2 separate regions of the Homo sapiens genome follow, and region 2 is linked to region 1. The links are chromatin loops, found by intact Hi-C in ENCODE. Cell type or tissue: ovary. All regions are shown on one strand. Each heading gives the region's core, and the rest is flanking DNA. Links, peaks and the distances in the headings are about the cores only. Region 1 has its middle 100 kb from the start of MAML3. Region 2 overlaps MAML3 (mastermind like transcriptional coactivator 3).

Region 1 (9,894 bases), core at 2,500-4,999:
TTTCTGAAAAAAATAAAAAGCTGAAACAGTGTCACATCAAAAATAAGAAATGGATTTTAGGGGATCGGGATGGTTTTCAAGAGGTTGATGTTTTCTGACAAGCCAACCCCATTACAGGCCGCTATCTAGGGGATCTAAAGTCTACACCAAATAACCAGCCTAGAACTCTAGCAGAATAGTATAAACACCCACTCAGATATCTTAGATTCGTTTACACTTAAAAATATGAGTTAACTATACGCATTGGCAGATATTTCATCAAAGTACAGATTTCAAGTAGCATTTGGTCAGCCGAAGACTATTATCTAGTGATTTATTTTAAATAGCTTTGCTTAAATTAAAAACATGATTCTTTTTTTTTTTTTGACGAGTCTCGCTCTGTTGCCCAGGCTGGCATGCAATGGCACTATCTCAGCTCACTGCGACCTCTGTGTCCCAGGTTCAAGTGATTCTCCTGCCTTAGCCTTCCGATTAGCTGGGATTACAGGCACCCAGCTAATTTTTGTATTTTTAGTAGAGGCAGAGTTTCAATATGTTGGTCAGGCTGGTCTTGAACTCCTGACCTCAGGTGATCCACCTGTCTCAGCCTCCCAAAGTGCTGGGATTACAGGCGTGAGCCTCTGTGCCTGGCCAAAAACATGATTCTTAAGTGTGAGCAATGGTGAAAATTTGTAAGACTTCTATTAGATAGCGGTACACAAGAGTTTGCCACTGCTAGGGTCATGGACTCAGCCTCACGTCTCTATCTACAGGTAACTGGTCCTAGAACTGACCCAGGAAACTTCAGAAAGAAGCAAAGTGACCTGACCACTTTAGCATTCACACCTGATCCATGGAGCAGCCTGGCTCTGTACCCTTCAGGTCATCATAACCTGTCTCCTCCCGTTCACCTGCAGCCTTTTTAGAGGCAGGCTGCTAACACGAAGACAGAGATCTGACACAGCCTCCTCTTCTGTGCTCACACTTCTCCCATGACATGCTGGAACCAGCACATCAGAGCAGACACACTCGTAATAAGACCAAAAAGCAGTGACAGTGCTGACAATTTTACACCTAGGCCAGGTGCCAGAACCGACAGTGGGGAAGAGGTGCAGGGAGGGAGGGGGATACCGTACTCTGAACACTTTTTTGAAAACACAGGTTAGGGTTACTATTAACTTGCTGCTACTAGGAGACTCTGGTTTGAGTTTTGTTGTTGTTGTTTTTTTCCCCTAGATCCTTTGAAGGTGGGGCCTCAGGTGAGGTCAAAAAAAGGTTTTTAGATCCCAGACATATATGGAACTAGCAGAGCTGATCATTTGAGGGGGCAGAACCCTTATTATCAGCCCCACGTTGGCCAATGGAAGCCTGGGACTTTTTTCATGTTGCCATGTTCGTCATCTATACAGCATCTATGCACCTCAAATAGGCTGAAATATTTTTATCTTACAGTTGTTTTGTGAGTCAGGAATTCAGGGATAGCTTAGCTGCATGATTTTGGCCCAGAGTCTCTTTACCAGGCCAAGCTGTTGGCCAGGGCTGCTGTCATCTGAAGGTGTGATTAACATTAGAGGATCCTCTTCCTAGAAGGCTCACTCACACGGCTGGTGAGTTGCTGCTGGCTGATGGTGGAGGCCTCAGTTCCTTGAAACATGGACCACTCCAAGCAACTGCTTGAGTGTTCTCATGACATGGTGCCTGACTTTCCCCAGAATGAATGACGCAAGAGACAGCAATGTGGAAGCCACAATGCCTTTCATGGGCTTGAAAGTCACACTGTCATTCTGCAATATTCACTTGGTCACACAGGTTAGCCCTGCTTCATAGGGGAGGGGAATATACAAGAACATAAATACCAGGAGGCAAGGGTCACTGGAGGTCATCTGGGAGGCTAGCAACCACAGCTGCCTATTGGTCCTGCCACTGCCTCTGGGAATCAGTCTGCCCAATGCCTGAACAGCTATATAAATCCGATGCTCACGGAAATTCTCCAGTATCCTTTTAGAGAAGGGTCCACAGCTCCTGACCTACTTGCCTCAGGTGGGTGCTGGCTCAGTCCCTTGCCCTAGCCACCACACCTCTGGCTGGGCGGCAGTGTGCATGTGGGGACGGCTAGGAAGGAGGCCCTGATGAGCCAGACACACAATCATGGCTTAGAATGCGACTTTAAAGCCAGGCCCACCCCCAGAGACTCTTCGGGCTCTAAAATGGCCAACTAAACCTAAGTAAGTGTCTGAGTTACACCTGTGAGGCTCTGGGGAGAATGCGGCCTCACTGGATTTCTGCTCTTTTCCTGGAGGGAAATAACCTTGCTGACTCAGATGGGAGTAAGAAGCTGTTAGCAGTTGCTGGGTTCACCTTCGATGGAAATCTGGAAATTCCAATGAACCACCATCATTTTCTGCAAGATAATCTAACCTAATTTCAACTGTAAAATTTAAATTTTCAAATGTACTGAAGAGATAGTACATGCCAGGCATTTATACACAGTATTTCCCTTAATCATCACAAAAAACCTGTGTAGTAGGTATCAGGCCCACCATTTTATAGAGGAGTGAACTGAAGCCCCAGAGGTTAAACTCCCAGCTAGCAAATGGGGGAGCCAGGGTCTGCCTCCCAAGCCTGGGTGATAGGGCTCTGTCAGAACTCTCCAAAAGAGAAGGGGCATAAATCACAGGTCTATCCAGGGAGCGGAGGGAGAGGGGGAGTGCCCCACACAGTCACAGCAGCAGGGCAGGAGGAGGATGGGGGCTGGGGGCAGCGGAGGACAGATGGGAGCTCCTGTTAGGAGCCACGTTTCCTCGGCTGGGAACCCCTACTGCTGAGTCTCTGCAACAGCGATGCCAGGTCTGTCTCAAGGGCGGCAAACTGTGCCTCTCCCTCCTCCTGCAAGGAGAGTCGGGTTGTTCATAATGATAGGTACTCTATGCCAGGCTTCCTGCCAAGTTAAGAACCACTTTTTAAAAATCTTCACAACATTCCTAGGAAGTAAGTATTATTCCCCGCATTTGATAGCTGGGGAGGTGCGGAGTTGGGGACTTTAGGAACATCCTCAAGGTCACAGAGCTCCAGGGTGTCCATGCTCACGTTTCAATCCAGGCTTCTGACTTTAGGGCCAGCAGAACTCTTTAACATCATGTTCCACCAGGCAGAGGTTGGGGGGTCAGGCGACCACATGGGCCGTTCATCTTTGCAGGAACTGACAGCGTTAGCCCCGACACAGAGGGCATGGGCCCCGCGGCTCCACCGGGAAGGGGGCTCGCCCGCCGGCCCGGGCACCCCCTGGTGGGGCCTCCCGCTCTCGGGCTCGGGCAGAACCCGCTGCTCAGGGGCCCGCGGTCAGGTCAAGGAATCCTCCTGTGGGCCTCGGCATTCCTCGAGGGGAGGGCGACTCCCGTCGGGCGGGCCTGCGCTCGGGGTGGGTCCGGGCTCCGCGGCCGGGATGGGTGAGCTGGGGAGGGAGGCGCCCAGGCTCGGGCAGGCGTCAGGCGCCGCGGCGCGTGGGGCTGTGCACGCGGTCACCATTTTCCTCCTGCTGGTCTGTGTGTCCCTCCGGCGGGAGCCGAGGCCGGCTAGGCCGCAGCAGCCCCGCGCCCAGGGAGAGAGGAGGAGGGGAAGAGGCCGAGGGCGCCCTGCTCCTGGGTCGCCGAAGCCCCGGAGGCTTTGTGTATTCGGAACCGGATTCACCACCTCCCCCGCCACCCCCGCCTCCCATTCCCGCTTTCTTTTTCCCTGACCGAAGTCCCAGTAGAGTATCCAGCAATTAGCACGCGAGGAGGGGGTGGAAGGCGGCGGCGGCGGCAGGGGTGGGGGCGGCGAGACCCCGGCTCTGGGCTCGGCCCCGCGCTCCGCCTGCGCTGCCTTCGTGCGCCACCTACCGGCTGCTCGGGGCTGCTGCGGCGGCCGCCAGAGCTGTTCCTAGGCGGATCTTGATCTCCGTGGACAATAGACAATGGGATTTTTTTTTTGGAACAATGATTTATTTTTGGGGGTGGGGATAAGGAGGAAGGAGGGAGGGAGGGAGGAAGCAGTAGTGTGTTTGTCATCGCTTTAGAAAAAAAATCTCTGTTCTATCATTGTTTCTGCATATCCATTATATTGAGGACAAAAGAATCCCGTTCTGGAACAACAAAGCCAAGGGAAATGTTTTCTGTGGCTGACATTTAATTGTGTGCACAAGGTGCTACATTATCATGGGGAGAGATTGTAGAAAAGAATAGGGCAAGCCTCGGTTCAAAAGCCTGACTTTTCTGCTTTAAGATGTGAGCTTACATGTGCCCCATTTTAGATTGTCTCATATATCTCCACTCATGTTATACACGACGCACAATTCTCCGTTTCCTTATAGTTTTCCAACCCACCGCAAGCATTCCTTGCGGATTATTTTTGCACCACTTCCAAGGTCTATTCCTTTTACAGTTAACAGGGATCATCATGTTTTGCTTCACAACCTCTCTACATGTTTCTTTTTTAGAAGCTGTTAGGGACCTTGGAGAACACGTAGTCCAACCCTCTCATTTTACAGATGAAAGAGGTAGAATGCCTAGTCCAAAGTCACACAAATAATTAGAGAGGGAGGCAGGACCAGACCTCTTGTTTCCTAATCCCTGGTCCCTACGACCTGCTATTTGATGTCCTAATGCCCAGCACTCCTGGACTTGCTCATTCCATGGCCTCCTTTCTGGCAGGAGAAACCCCCTCACAGCGAGTTGTGTTCCACAAAGATGGGTGCTAATTCAGGCCGAGGGGACAGAAGTACAAGCTTCCTGGCTTGGTAATCCCTTTTACCCCCCTTTCTGCCCCACCACCTCTGTAGCGTGAAGAAGGGGAACAGTGTGGGTGTCATCTTAATTTATTCATTTCATTATTTTGCTGTGATAAGTTAATATGTAAAACCTATTGCAGTTGTCCCCAACTCTCCAGAAAACATTCTCCCCTGGGATGCAGGGACTGAGCGCCACCTCTGATACTGGGCTAAACCAGAAGCATAACAAGAAATGTGTTCCATCTTTGGAAATTGTACTCAGTGGTCTCTTGGCAAAGGTGGTTTGCCCTTGGGAACTTAAATGATATGGATTTCTTTCTAAGGCTCATGAAAAATCCTTGGGAAGAGGCAGATAGCTGATCATGCTGTAGAACAGAGACATTTTTCTTATGCCACCTTCCAAAACACTACAACAGACGGCGCTCCCCTTTAAACTATTACTGTGTCACACTGAGACAGAAGAATTTTCAAGTTTTAAATGAGAAGCTCAGTAAACATCTTTGCACATCCAAAATGAGTCAACCCATCATAACAGCCTGCTTGTTTTAAAAGTTGTTCAGTCTGTTTAAAGCAAATAGACCAATCTCACAGTCTGCAGACAACCAGACAACAAGCAGAGAAAATTTCAAAACAAAAGGCCAGAGCATTCCCTAACTCTCTTTAAACTGTCTTCTAAAAGCATAGAAAAGAAGAAAACACACTTGGGTTGTAAACAATTTCTAAAGCTTTCTGCTGGGTTTTGGCACTCTAAGAGAACTGGTTTATACAGGGGCCATGTGACAGGGGCCTGTTAACAGGGAGCTTAGATCTCTAAACCTCCTAGTTTTCCTTTGTTTGTTCCTTTTTTTTTTTTTTTCCTACAGGGTACTGATTCATCCTGTCTCCACAGAAGGATCCACAGTTCAATGATATTCTAATATGGCAACCACACACTTACAAACACCTTGCCTCAAGGATTTTGTGAGAATCAAATGTGATCAAATGAGATAATGTAGGTGAAAGTACTTTAAAAAGCCTAAGGTACTCTTCAGATGTGAGGTCTTACTCCCTTGTATTTGAGCGTTTGAAGGCATTGAAATCATTAATTGGAGCACTGCTGTAACTGTGCTGTAGAGCTGTGATTTGGCCTTTTTTTTTTTTTTTTTTGACAGGGTCTCACTGTGTTGCCCAGGCTGAAATGCAGTGGCACAATCTCAGCTCACTGCAACCTTCACCTCCCAGGCTCAAGCGATCCTCCCACTTGAGTCTCCCAAGTATGGCCCGTTTTTCAGATAGGAACTTAGGGTTACACTTCAAGGGTAAAGCTTAACGTAGATTAGAGCATATTCAAATCTCATCTTAAAGAATATCCTCACATCATGTTGGAATCTGGTAAATGCTAAAATACTGGTGACTCATTGCTTCCCCAATGTCCTTATTTGGTAGCATGCAAATAAAAATGATCATTTTCAGATTTAGATTTTCTCAAACCGTGGTGCGAGCAGCTATTTTTACTTTTGCTTCAGTCACCATTCTCTGTAGTAGAAAGTGTATTTAGAGTTGTAAAAACTGTTTTTCCATTTGCAGCCTAAATTTAAATATAGGATACAGCCACCAAAGTACTCTCCTGGTCAGATACAGGAGTCACGATAGTGAAATCCAGGACTTCTGACATGTAGTCCTCATTTCCATCCATTTAAGGACTCCATATCGCTAACTTCACAAGTGCTTCATGAGACCATTTCCATAGCACTTCCCCTTAGGACACCTCAATTGACTTGCAGATGTTCTATTGCTAATTCTCTTAACAGTTGTATTTGAGAGTGGTGGGTCCATTGGAAAGATATCTGACTTGCAGAAAGTGAAACCTCACCCAGTCATCTGCCTTCTCTCTTACAGGCCATGGGACATATACCCTGTACTTGGCTCCACAAGAAATGACTGATGTCACCAAAACATGAGCAAATCTTAGAACCCTAATTTCCCAATAGTTGTTGTCCTGTCCCACCAAAACCAAAAGTTGGGCATGGTGGCTCACACCTGTAATCTTAGAGTGTGGGAAGGCCAAGGCAAGAGTATCACTTGAGGCCAGGAGTTTGAGACCAGCCTGGGCAAAATAATGAGACCCCCATTTCTACAAATAAGTAAATTAATTAAAAGCCCAAGCCTGCTATCACATTTCTCCAGGGGTCAGAGCTGGAGTTTACCTCCTGCTCAAGACACTGGCTGCTGGGTCAGAGGAGATTCGGACACATCACCTGGTTTAACCCCAGGACTCTATGTGACCTTCATCCCAGCCCTGACTCAGCAGCCTGCCCTGTGACTAACTTCCTGTGACTGGGCTTTCAGATGTTGATGTTGATGATGTCCCTGCCAGGATAACCGGTCCAGATTGGCCAGCTGTGAGAATAATTCAAGTGGGTTTCAGGTAAATCACTTTCTGATCACCAATCTCTTTCTCTTTGATAAAATATCCTGTGTCTCTTGGGGCCAGGTTGGTGGCACTAACTCACTGGATGCTTATGTTTATGAGGCTTTTAGGGGTAGTTAGATGAACCTTGCCAGTTCTCCTGTCCTGGCTGCCCTCTCTTGTTTCAGATTTTGTGATGGACTGGAACACTTAGACCCAGAATCTGACACCAAAGCCTGATGAAACATGGGGCAGTGCCTGGCCACCGAACCTGCCCCCAGAGCAGGTGGCTAGAGGCAGGAAATAAAGAGGATGCTGGTAGGTGTTGCACCTTAGGCAACAGAGTGTGCTCTCTCTGCCTAAAGCCACCTGCCCTATACCCATCCCAGATGGGGGCTTGGTCAGTGGGGCCTCCTCCACCTCCCCTCCCCAGACTCTACCATCTTTACTGGGGACTTTGGCCCCAGTAAATTCTTGCAACATATGAAATGCCCAGTGGAAATGCAAAATAATCACGTCATCTTTCACACATTTATGGTATGTTGGCAATGTTTCTAATAGCCACTAAGGGACAAGAGTTTATCTTTCTATCTTACATCTCATAAATCTCTTCCTTTTTTTCATCCCTAGTGTAAATTGTGCTTAGACCAATAACACATTTAAAATTATAGAGCTTTTCATCACTACGGAGATGCTCTTGCCTATGATAGGAACGATGGCTACATCTGAAGCTGAGCAAATTTATCTTTTCTCTTCGTCTGCATCAGGGTGACCTCTGGAAGGTAAGTGAAAGATTTTCACTTAGCTGGGCACAGGCTTTGTTCAAGGCATCTGCTTGTAAGAGCCAGTATTTAAGGGGGAGGTTTGGGCCTAGGGGAGAGCCTGGCAATCTGTGTCTCTGTTCTTCTTCAGAGTTTCTTTTTCAGACTCCAAACTGAGGGCGAGTCATCTGAGCTCTCTCACGGCGGTGAGGAGCCTGGGTTGTGTAAATATAGGTCAGTTATTTAACCTGTCTCTGCCTCAGTCTTCTTTGGGGATAATAATAGCTCTCATAAGTTCATTGTGAAGATTGAAAGCATAGAATGTGTGAAGAGCTCAGCACAGTGCCTAGTGCATAATAAGCACTTTTAAGTGCCAGCCAGCATCATGATCATGACTGTTTCTATCCTCCCGTTTCCATGTGGCAGCCTTTTGCTTTGCCAGGTCCCTAGAACTGCTGGAGGAATCCATACACCAGAGATGTCGCTGCACTTCTGGCTACAGTGCCATGACTCTTCATATCAGTCTCTGCCTCTTGGGCAAGGAACAAGCACAGGCGGAATTGGTGACAAGCTGGCAGAAACTCCAATCCCAGGCATGAGTGGGGTCCTCAGACAGTTCTTGCCTCTTCTTTCCACTGCTGACTGCTGTTCCTCACATAGGTCGTCCGGCTGCTCCCACTCTCAGCCTGCCACACCTGCACAGCATAGTGGACTGTTGCCAGAGCAGTCTGCGGAGGTGCTCTTTCCACCCTCCGCCAAGCACTTGAGCTCCATTGAGTCTTTCTGCCCACACAGCTCTAGAGGGCCCAGACCCAGGGTGGAAATAACCCCCATTTTCTGGCTGTGATGAGATGTTTATTAGGTAGTTATTTCTCCCCAGATTTTACCCATATCAAATTGGAGAATTCATCTTGTCCCCTTTTCCAGAAGTACAACCTCATCTACCATTTTCTGCAGTGTTCCTTGGTTCTCCTTGAGGCCAGCTTCTGTTTCCAAATGTATAGGAGACATCTCTATTCCTATCTCCGTCAAACACTGGATTTTTTTGATTAAGGGTTACCCTAAGACATTTTCTACCCTCCTCCAGATAAGACACACTCCATGTAATTAGGCCGTCCTTAACCAAAGCACTTGCCCTTCTCTCTGGGATGGGAGGTGAATGCCATGCCAATCTCTCTCTCCTCTGACCTCACCACTTAAAGTTCCTTATTTACCAGAGATTCATTCATTGTAGAAGCTGAAGAAGCGCTTTAGATTGTGTCTGAGTTGGAGCACAGTGAATCTTCCTCCAGGGCTTCAGGGTCTGCTTTCTCTTCTCTTTCTGAGTTGTTGAGTAAGCCCCAAGAATAGCTTGCATTTTCTTCCCTTAGGAACCAAATCCAGTGTAGAAACTATAGTTCCATTTTTTGAAATGATGGCGTATCATATGTGCTGACATTTCTTCCTTATCATGGTTCTCCCACCATGTATCTATCTATCAATTGATCTATCATCCATGAATGGCTTCTTGCTGGCTACACACTTACCTCTGAGCCAGAGTATTTTCACTAAAAAGCAGATGTGCCAAGATATGACTTACCGCTGAACAATGGCCTGGTTTTCACCAGATTCTGTTTGCTCTCAACAAGTGGAATTGGACGTCTCTTTCATAGCAGCATTTAATACAGAAATGCCTAGAAATGCACAGACAGGGTTATTACTGAAGCTAATATAAGTCAAGGGAAAAATGCATGGGCAAGGCTCAGAAACAGAGGAAACACCTTTGTCTACAAAAGGTTGGATATGGCTAAGAGGTGATCAATACTTACAAGATGAAAAAGGATGCCCATCTTTGATTCCTCTCTCTTTTGCAACCCCATGTCCAGTTGGTCACTGAGTTTTGTTGTCCTTTCTTCACTTCATAATATCTCTTGCATTTCTTTCTTGCTTTTCGTTCCTACTGTGCTCCAACCCTAGTTAGACTCTTTTTATCTCATGTGTGGTCCATTGCAATAGCTTTC
Region 2 (9,894 bases), core at 3,322-5,821, 340 kb before region 1:
TATCAAAGACCTGGGAAGCATCAACTCACCACTCAGAGAGGGCAGACATAGAACAGCTTAGTTTTTAACATCATACTGTTCAAGACCAGTGGTATAGCCAAATACAGTTATCCCACAAACCCAAAGATAAGGCCTTAAACCAGGTGCGGTGGCCCGCACCTGTAATCCCAGCACTTGAGGAGGCCGCGGTAGGTGGAGGTCAGGGGTTCAAGACCAGCCTGGCCAATATGGTGAAACCCCATTTCTACTAAAAATACAAAAATTAGCTGGGCATGGTGGTATGTGCCTATAATCCCAGCTACTCAGGAGGCTGAGGCAGGAGAATCGCTTGAACCTGGGAAGTGGAGGTTGTGGTGAGCCGAGATCACCCCACTGCATTCCAGCCTGGGCCACAGAGTGCGATGCCGTCTCAAAAAAAAAAAAAAAAAAAAAAGATAAGGCCGTAGAAATGAGGCATCCAGCCATACACATGAGTCTGCCTGAACAATATATAAGCACAGAAGTTCCCTAAGAAAGTAAATGCATAGTTGGAAATGAGTCCTGTTAATTAAATGAGAGGAGTCAGCAAAGAGATAAAAAAAAACAGTATTGGTGAGAGATCAACATAAAACATCATCAAGAAAGTAGGACAAAACAAAGAAGAATAATTTGTGGTCAAATTTGTAGTGTCAGTTGCAGCTCTGAAATGAGAACTAAGAGACCACTAGGTTAGTAACCAAGTAATTCACTGAGAATCTGAGCGAGGGTTCCTCTATGACACTCAGCAGCCTCAACATCACCTGGGAACTTGTTAGAAATCCAAATTATCGGCCAGTCCCCAGGCTTTCTGAATCAGAAACTCTGAGGGTGGGGCCCAGCACACTGTGGTTTAATAAACCCTCCAGATGACTGTGATGAGTAGAATCCTTGCACAAGAACTGTGTTGTTTGTCCAACATTGCTGAGAGGATGCACTGTGCGATACTTCAGTCACTAGCTGCATGTGGCTACTGAATACTTGATATGTGGCTAGTGCTACTGAGGTACTGGCTTTTAAATTAAATTCAAATTTATTTAAATACTGAGGTATTTATTTTTAAATAAATTCAAAGTAGCTACATGCAACTAGTGGCTATTATATTGGACAGCACAGTTGTAGAATAGTACTGTAAATGAATGCCAGTTTTTGGTCAGGGAACTGAGGCAAATGGAGATATTAGGAACAAGAATGGAGATATTAGGTGTGACTCTTCTATATAAGAAATCTTGTTGCAAGAAGGAAAAAAGGCATCATAGGTTGTATGTCATGAGGTGAAGTTAAAGGCTTTTTCAGGAGAAGTAAGTTCTGAGTGGGTGTGAAGGAGAAGGGAAGTCAGGAAGCAGGACCTATTGACACTAAGGAAGGAAGGACAAGTGAAAATGTGTGTTGGAAAGTCCGAGAAGTATAATACAGGCATACAGATATATATAATTGTGGTTAAAATATTAGTAAAAGAAAATTTACCATCTTAGCCATTTCTAAGTGTACAGTTCGGTGGCATTAAGTACATTCACACTGTTGTACAACCATCTCTCCACCATCCACCTCCAGAAATCTTCATCTTGCAATACTGAAACTCTGTGTTCATGAAACAACTCCTCATCCTCTCCATTCCCCGGACTCTGGCAACCACCACTCTACTTTCTGTCTCTATGAATTTAACTACTCTACGTACCTCACATAAGTGGAATCATACGATATTTATCTCTTAATGACTGGAATATTTCATTTAGCATCATGTCCTCAAGTTTTGCCTGCATTGCAGCATGTCAGAATTTCCTTTTTTTTTTTTGCGATGGAGTCTTGCTCTGTTGCCCAGGCTGCAGTGCAGTGGCGTAATCTCAGCTCATTGCAACCTCCGCCTCCCAGGTTCAAGCAATTCTCCTGCCTCAGCCTCCTGAGTGGCTGGGACTACAGGCGCACACCACCACACCCAGCTAATTTTTTGTATTTTAGTAGAGACAGGATTTCACTGTGTTGCCCAGGCTGGTTGTGAACTCCTGAGCTCAGGCAATCTGCCCACTTCGGTCTCCCAAAGTGCTGGAATTACAGGCGTGAGCCACTGCGCCCAGCCCAGAATTTCCTTTTTAAGGCGGAAAAATATTTCATGGTATATTGCTATGGTCTAAATGGTTGTCTCCTTGCTGAAATTCACATGTTGAAATCCTAACCCCCAAGGTGAGGGTATTAATATTAGGTAGGAGGTGCAGCCTTTGGAAGGTGATTAAGTCATGGCAGTGGATCCTTCATGAAAGGTAGTGCCCTTATAAGAGGCCCCAGAGATCCCCCTCACTCTTTCCATCATGTGAAGACATCGGAAGAAGACAGTTGTCTATGATCCAGGAAGCAGGCCCTCTCCAGACAAGAATGTGCTGGCACCTTGATCTTGGATTTCCCAGCCCCCAGAACTGTAAGAAATAAGTTTCTGTTATTTATAAGCCATGTAGTATTTGGTATTCTGTTACAGCAGCCTGGAAAGACTAAAACATATGTACATACCACACTTGGTTTATCCATTCATTCATTGCCTCCACATTTTGGCTATTGTGAATAATGCTAGTAATGCATGTGGGTATACAAATATCTCTTGTAGACCCTGTTTCAGTTCTGGTGGCTAAATATCCAGAAGCAGAATATTGGATCTTATGGTAATTCTGTTTTTAATTTTTTTTGAGAAACTGACATACTGTTTTCCATAGTGGCTGCATCATTTTACATTCCCATAGAGGTGCTTGTTTTTGAGACAATGAGGAAGGGCATATCAATGCCATCAGAAGAGTGATTAAAAAACAAATGTGGGGGAGAGATTTGTTGAGATGGAATGGGGAGAGGTGGAGACAAAGAAGTTTGGCTCTAATAGTCTTTCTTTTCTCAATGACCTTGACACAAGGTTATCATCTCCAAGGAAGAACACTGCTAAGGAGGAAAAAATAAAGGTTGAGGAGAGAAGTAAATGAAGGTTTCGTACAGCTAGTCCGTTACAGGAAAACAGGTAACATTCTGAGCTCTGAAGCAGAAGTCTAGGCACTGTTGTGGGTTAAATTGCGTCCTCCCCAGCAAAATGATATATTGAAGTCCTAAACTTCAGTACCTCAGAATGTGACTTCATTTGGAAATAGGATCTTTGCAGATGAAATTCATTAAGATGAGGTCATACTGGAGTAGAACAGGCAAAACCCAACACAGCTGGTATCATCTTATAAGACGACAGCCATGTGAAAACACGAAGACATACAGGGAGAGTGCCGTTTGACGGCGGAGGCAGAGACTGGAGTTACGCAGCTGCAAGCTAAGGAATGCCAAAGACTGCTGACAAACTTCTGGAAACCAAGAAGAGTTAAGGAAGGATTCTCTGCAGAGTCTCAGAGGAAGCACGGCCCTGCTCACCCTGCTGACACCTTGATTTTTACCTTCGAGCATCCAGGACTGTGAGACAATCCATTTCTAGTGTATTAAGCCACCTAGTCTGTGGTATTTGTTATGGCAGCCCTAGGAACTAATATAGCCACAGGGCATGAATCTGCAGTAGGACAAGGTCATCCTATGCCAAGGCCAAAATGAGTATTTCCAAATTACTGTGCATCCCACCTGTGAGCAATATGCTTCCTGACACACAGTGATAATGTAGGTAATAAGTCAATGTAATACATATTTTGAATCACAGTCCTTACTAAAGGGTTTTCTTTCTGTCTTTTCCAGGCATAAATGAGGCATGCATATGAACACACTAAATTGTATGCTTCTAAGAACCAAGAGGGGAGAAAAAAAATCTCAGTATCCTGGGGCAGAAATATGTGGAGTAGATGTGTACAAGTAATGCCTTAGTGCTGTCATCATCTGGAAGTTCTGGATTTTATTTCACCTAATTTGTCCCCTAATTTTTTTTTATGGATTATAATCCTAAGTATGGCTCTTACTTCACCTGTAAAAGTCAAAGACATATCTAATTTTTAAAATTTCTAAATCTGTCTGCTTTTTCCTTTTTCTGACTTTGGTCTTTGTCCTAAGTGCCAATGATTTTTGGATAAAAAATCCAATTATTTTCCTACTTTTACACTTGAGTTTCATGGGGGAAAAGTCAGCATTAATGGTCTGGTGATGAGTGCGAACAGATGAAGCCATCTAAGAAAAAGCTGTCGGTTATGTACTCCTGGGTGACTCTCTCAGAAGCAGACGTTCAATGGCTGTGAGAGCAAAAGAACCAAGGGGCTGTGGGGGTGTCAGCGCTGCACTGATTTCAGTGCAAGACAAGGGTTTAGGTCCCGCATAACATCTTAACAGAAGACTACGGCGGGCGCCCCTTGGAAGGGTAGCTCAGCTATTGCTGATATGGAAGCAGTGTGGATTATTTGGTTAGGCAGAATAACCTTGAACATCTGCCAAGTCAAAACACAAGTCATAAAAACAAACACAAAGCTTTCCCTGGCTGCCCACTTGCTCTCTGCCTTTAAAATATTTCTTGCTTTTGTTAAAATTCACCTTCATCCTAGTAAAAGAGGAGGAAAAGAGTTGTGAACTGCAATTGTAAAGAAAAAACATCCAGTGATAACTACATTAAAATTTTTTTTTTACAAGAAAGTATCCAGTAACAAATTGTTTCCCTCCTCCCTTCCTTCCACAGCTCCTCGTATATATATTTTTAAAAGCATTTAGACTTTGGCTTTTTATGAAAGGCATACAGTAAAAGTATCACAGTTCCAAAATTCCAAAGCAATTTCACAATCATAATGAAATGAGGGAGGAAATGGTTTTGTGAAGGTCTTAAAAACAATCACCCCACGTTGCTATGTGAAGCATCTTTATACATTATAAAGGGCTCGGCAAAAATTAGTTCATTCATTCAACAGGCACTCATCGAGCATCATTTATACACTAGGACCTATGTAAGAAGCTAGGGATGAATAAGACACAGTCTGCCTGGTAGAGCTCACAACAGAGGGAGACAGTTATTATTATTATTGATTATAATGTGGCTAGGCTTCTCCTGCCCTATTCCTACCTCCAGCCCCCAGGAACCTTGATTTTAATTCACAAAGCGCCATATTGTGGGGAGGAAAAAAAAAGAAAATGACCACAGTAAATCCTGTAAAGGTGGCAGGTCTCTCCAGAAATAGAGCTAGACTGTGAGCTTAGACCTCCTTTAAACTAATGGCAAGGAAAGAAAAGAACACAGCAACATGCCTAACCCAGATGTACCAAACCCGACCACAACAAACAGCTAGAACTAAATGAGAGAAATTCAACGTTAATTGGGAGAGAAAATGATGGAGAGGACAAAAATCAATTAAAAAGGAAGATGAAACCAACTGGAATAAAGTTAAACACATCTTTCCCTCCTTGTCTTTTTCCCCAGAATTGCCCCAGAGTGTCACCTGAAGAAAGACGTTACCTTCAGCTCCACTGGAGACTTTGAGGTTTCACAGACAAAGGGAGCCAAGTCTGGAGTGGATAACCCAATTTCCACATGTTTTGGTTTTAATTCAGATGAGCCAACTTGAATATCAAAAGTCAGGTTTTTTTTTCTCTGATGTGATTTTATGCCTGCTTAAAACCAGTGGCTAAGGAGAAAGGGCATATACAATGAATCTAAAATCATTCAATTACCTTAAGTCAACCGGGAGGCTTATATTTACTGAAAATAGGCATTCAACTCCCATATTACAAAGACATGCAAATGACTCCCATGTTGCAAAATATTCTGGATAGTTTATTACTGCTCTCTGTTGTTGGAGGAGCAAGGAAAAAGGCTTGAGAGGCTGATCAGGAAAATACTACATTTGTCAGTTGGCAACAGCAGCAGGTTAACACAGCCTCTTGAATTAACAGCTCACAGGAAGAGAAAAAAACCAACTCCTCTTTGGAAGCAGATTCATGCTGCAAAATTATCCAAGTTAATTTCCTTCAGTTAATTATGTCAGTTTCCTTATTAGCAAAGGGAGATGACCAAGTCTAGTCTCTATCTAACGACTCAGAATGATGAGGTTAGCTGGCCCCATCTCTATGTTTAAACCTAACGTTCAGACAGAGCCTCATAGAACCTCATGGGCAGAACTTGCCCTAACCAGTATTTAGTTCTGCTCTTAGTACTGTTTAACCAAGGATTCTCTCAGAAATGTCCGTGTAGGCTACGATTGAGATCTACTAATGGCTAAGTTACCACACTGCTTCATCTCAGAAACCTGTGTGTATGAATCCAAGGTACGAAAGCATCCAGTATCCCTTGTAAGTCTGGTGGCTAAGCAGCATTGGCGGGGGGGCGGGGATCCTCTGAACCCACTATAACATGGCACCTTATATGGAGTGGGGGTTCACAGTGAACATGCCCTGACCTCCTCGTTATCTTAAGCAAAATTTTGGGGTGATGAGGGGTAGGGATGGGGACAGGAATTCCTCCGGAATCACTCTGGAATCCGGGTCCAAGCCAGAGTAACCCTGCTAACACAGACGAACCAAATTTACTGCTACTCAGACTGGCCCCAACCATTTATGCACTCCTCAACGTTATCAGCAAACAGCAAGCTTTTCTTGTGTGTGCATCCATTAAATACCAGGCAAATTCAAGATCTTTTCTCTTAATTCCCACATCAACCACGCAAGGTAGGTTAATAAACATCATTTACACAAATGAGGAAACTGGGGCTCAGGGAGATTAAACAAATTGCCCAAGGTCACACAGCTAGTGTGAGATTTGAATTCCAAAGCCTGTGCTTCTCTGTTACAAGCCTCACCACTTGTGAATAAAATGTGTTTCTCATTTCCAAACTATTCCACAGCCTGGCTCCTGAGATAGGAAAAAAAGGAAGGCATCCTCAGAACTGCTTTCTCCCCTCCATGATTGGCTGGCATATAAGAAGTTACTCTCTGAAACTGGATCTCCTATGAGGGCTGTTGTTCTTTCAGCCGTTCTCAGAACATTTCTGCTACTGAGTTACTGAGTTATAACTATACATTGGCCACTAACCCAATGCCAGCCTGATCCTGAAGAGAATGGTGTTGGTGACAGCAGGCCACCTGTGTGGGGTCATGGTAATGGCTAATCCTACTGGTGACCACTTTCCAGGGATATCACTACTGAAGCGCCGATATAAGGACACATTTCCCAGGAAACCAATCCTGCTCGTAAGCATGTATGCTGTGCTCCAGGTGGCCATGGCCTCAGCACTTAAAAGTCGAGAGGGCCACCAACCATGGTTCTATTGCAAGAGTTGTAAAAATTTGCACTCGGCAGCCACTGCCTTCACCCAGGTCTTTCTATTTTTCTTTATTAATAGCTTTACGTTTCCTCTTATTCATAAGATAAGGCTAATATTGCCTAGTTCAGAAAAGGGTTGTAGGGGTTAAATAAGGTACATAAGCAAATGTATCCACCAATGGTACTTGAAGACTTTTTGTAACTTTCCTCTCCCATTAACAATTTTATAGTGACTTGCAGGGATTTTCAAGTGGGCGTTCTTTAACCTCCCGTACAATACCATAATAAAATATAGAGATAATGCAGATATACATTTCTTAGATGACAGAACAAGGGTTCTGTGACATTGATAATGCTGAATTTTTAAACTGGAGGTTTACATAAAAATGGATTTCCAGAGTTCTGAGAATGCTAGAAAACTGTATGCAGAATTTTGTGGGTATGTGTCTTTTTCAGGAAAGAAGGTCCAAAGCTTTTCTCAGATTCTCAGTGCGGCCCATGACTCTCCAAAAGTTCAAGAACCACTCTCCTGTAGGTTAGCAGTAGCAAGATTTGCTGGGCCTAGCTGTAAAGTCTTGCATTTAAGGCAGGAAAACCTGTCTCATAAGCAGTTTTGTTTTCCTTGAAGTTTGAAGCCGTGTGCTCTTGAAATTCTAGGTTGCATTAAATGTATGTATGTTCTCTGAGTCCAGGGAGACATAGTTATGCTCTGAACTGATGCCATCCAATAAGGTTGGCTTCCATTCTGAAATGATCACTCTCATCAGGTGGCAGGGCAGCAAGAGGGTAGTACCAGGGGAAAGAAGGCCCCAGAAACCATGTCAAGTGAAAAGGAGGCGAGGAAGCTGAGGATATTTTGCTAGAGAAAGAGGAGAGTTGAGGAGGGGGAATGCCACAGCTCCTCTTGAAAAGGTAATGGTTTGCTATGTAGGAAGAGAATTAGATTTGATCTATGTAGCTCCAGAACATGGAACTAAGATCAATGGATGCAAGTAATGGGGAGAAAGAATTCAGCCTCTATATAAGGAGAAACTTTTAAAAAACGATTAGAGAGATTCAAAATAGAAAGGGCTGCCTTGTGAGGCTAATGAGCTTCCTGTCCCTTGAAGTTTTCATACCAAGGCTGCATGTTCATCTGTCAGGGATTTGCAAAGGGGATTCTTTATTGGGTGGAAAGTAGGAGAAAATGACCTCTATGATTCCTTCTAATTCCATGATCCGTCTATTAAGGTTTTATATCTCTTATTAAAATTTATAGTCAAAGACCCATAGACATCTTCCTTTACTTTACAGAATAGATACTTGAGGCGAGTCCCTTTATAAAGGGAATAATCAGACTTTCTCTTTAAGTTTTGATTTTTATGTATTTTGTTTTCTCAGAATGGGTCACACCTATGTTCGGACGCTGTGTCTGTGTGGCCAGCACACACACCTTCCATCTGTCACCTTTTCTGAGTCTCCCCTGCCTGCTCCCTGCCTGGACTCTTGCGCTATTGTTCCACTAGCCGTTTTTCCCATCTTACCCTTTCCAGTCTACTCTCCACCAGCATCCAGAGTCACTGTTGAAAAACATTCTTCAGAGTATGTCTTTCTGCCTCAAATCCTTATATAGACTCCCATTTCTCTGAAAGTCAAACTTGCCTAAGAGGCGCTGGATGGTCTGGTGTCTCCCAGCTCCTTCATACCCTTCTCCCCTTCACCACCACACTCCAGGTGGCCGCGCTGGCCTCTCCGAGGGCTCTTCCCCTCCTCTGCATCTGCACCGGTGCTTCTCTCCACGTGGAACACGCTTATCCCAGCTCCTTGCTGGGCTTATTGTCATCCTTCAGATTTCAGCTCACATCTCTCCCCAGAAAGGCTGTTCTGACCACCCTGGCTCAGTCAGCTGCACCTCCCACTTGTACTTTATCGTGTCCTTCTGTTTTGTCTTTTTCACACCACTGATCACAATTTATAATCATTTTGTTTCTTCCTTTTTCCTTGGTATTGTCTTCTCCCATTTGAGTGTAAGCTCCTTGCAGACAAGCACCTAGTCTGTGTTGCTCACTAATGTGTCTGTCTCCAGTGTCTAGCAGAGATAAGCGCACGACTGGTGGTCAGTACGTATCTTTGGAATGAAAGAATAAGTGATTACATGAACATTTCTGTCCGGCATAGTAGGTGGGCTCTGGAGCTGAGTGTGACCTCACTCCTTAGAATGTAAACAGGAATCGTTTCTTAATGCTCCCTCTGTTTACCTAGCAGAGTACCGCGCATACCTCAGGCCTGCAAGAGAAATTTGGATTGACCCCCAAGAAGCACACAAATGTAATTTAAAGCCAAATATTAGAGAAAAAACATCTTTTTCACTGGAGAAAGACATTATCCATGTCTCTTAGTTTCCTATATGCACAGTGGGGTTAAATCCTAAAGAGAAATACTACAGGTCCCCAAATCTAGGATAGTGTGTCTTTTTTCCTCTGAGGGCTCTCAGAAAAAATATTCTGGCAGTGAGGAACAAGAGATGCTGGAATGAGTTACTGAGGAGGTGGTAGAATCTCCTTTTCTGGAGATCTTTAAAAATAGAACAGCCATCTGGGATGATTTAGATATGGTCTTCATTGAAGAAGGGGGAGGAAGGGGGATGAAGGATCTCTCTAAGTCCCATCTCATCCTTGATTTTCTGATATTTCACTTTAAAGTTT

Evidence for each region. A loop is a pair of places that touch in the nucleus more often than their neighbours do. Peaks named below come from ENCODE experiments on the same cell type or tissue, not always from the same donor. Only the 100,000 strongest peaks of a DNase experiment are listed, where the experiment ranks them.
Region 2: a loop joins it to region 1, with 2.6 times the contacts of the local background. A loop is called at or near these places in 8 of 110 quality-filtered maps.

What each region holds. Positions count from the first base shown.
Region 1 is chr4:140,249,496-140,259,389 of GRCh38, forward strand. It overlaps a transcript of SCOC not described here. Among named protein-coding and RNA genes, the nearest start is that of MAML3, 100 kb to the left of the region's middle. In ovary, for the core only: CTCF peaks have their summits at 3,081, 3,284 (motif pointing left) and 3,852 (motif pointing left); DNase peaks (open chromatin) are centred at 2,776, 3,406 and 3,866; H3K4me3 peaks cover 1,256 bases; H3K27ac peaks cover 2,500 bases.
Region 2 is chr4:139,909,426-139,919,319 of GRCh38, forward strand. The region is part of intron 1 of MAML3 (mastermind like transcriptional coactivator 3); the gene reads right to left. Among named protein-coding and RNA genes, the nearest start is that of MAML3-AS1, 210 kb to the right of the region's middle. In ovary, for the core only: no CTCF peak of the experiment used is centred there; a DNase peak (open chromatin) is centred at 4,305; H3K4me3 peaks cover 480 bases; H3K27ac peaks cover 2,335 bases.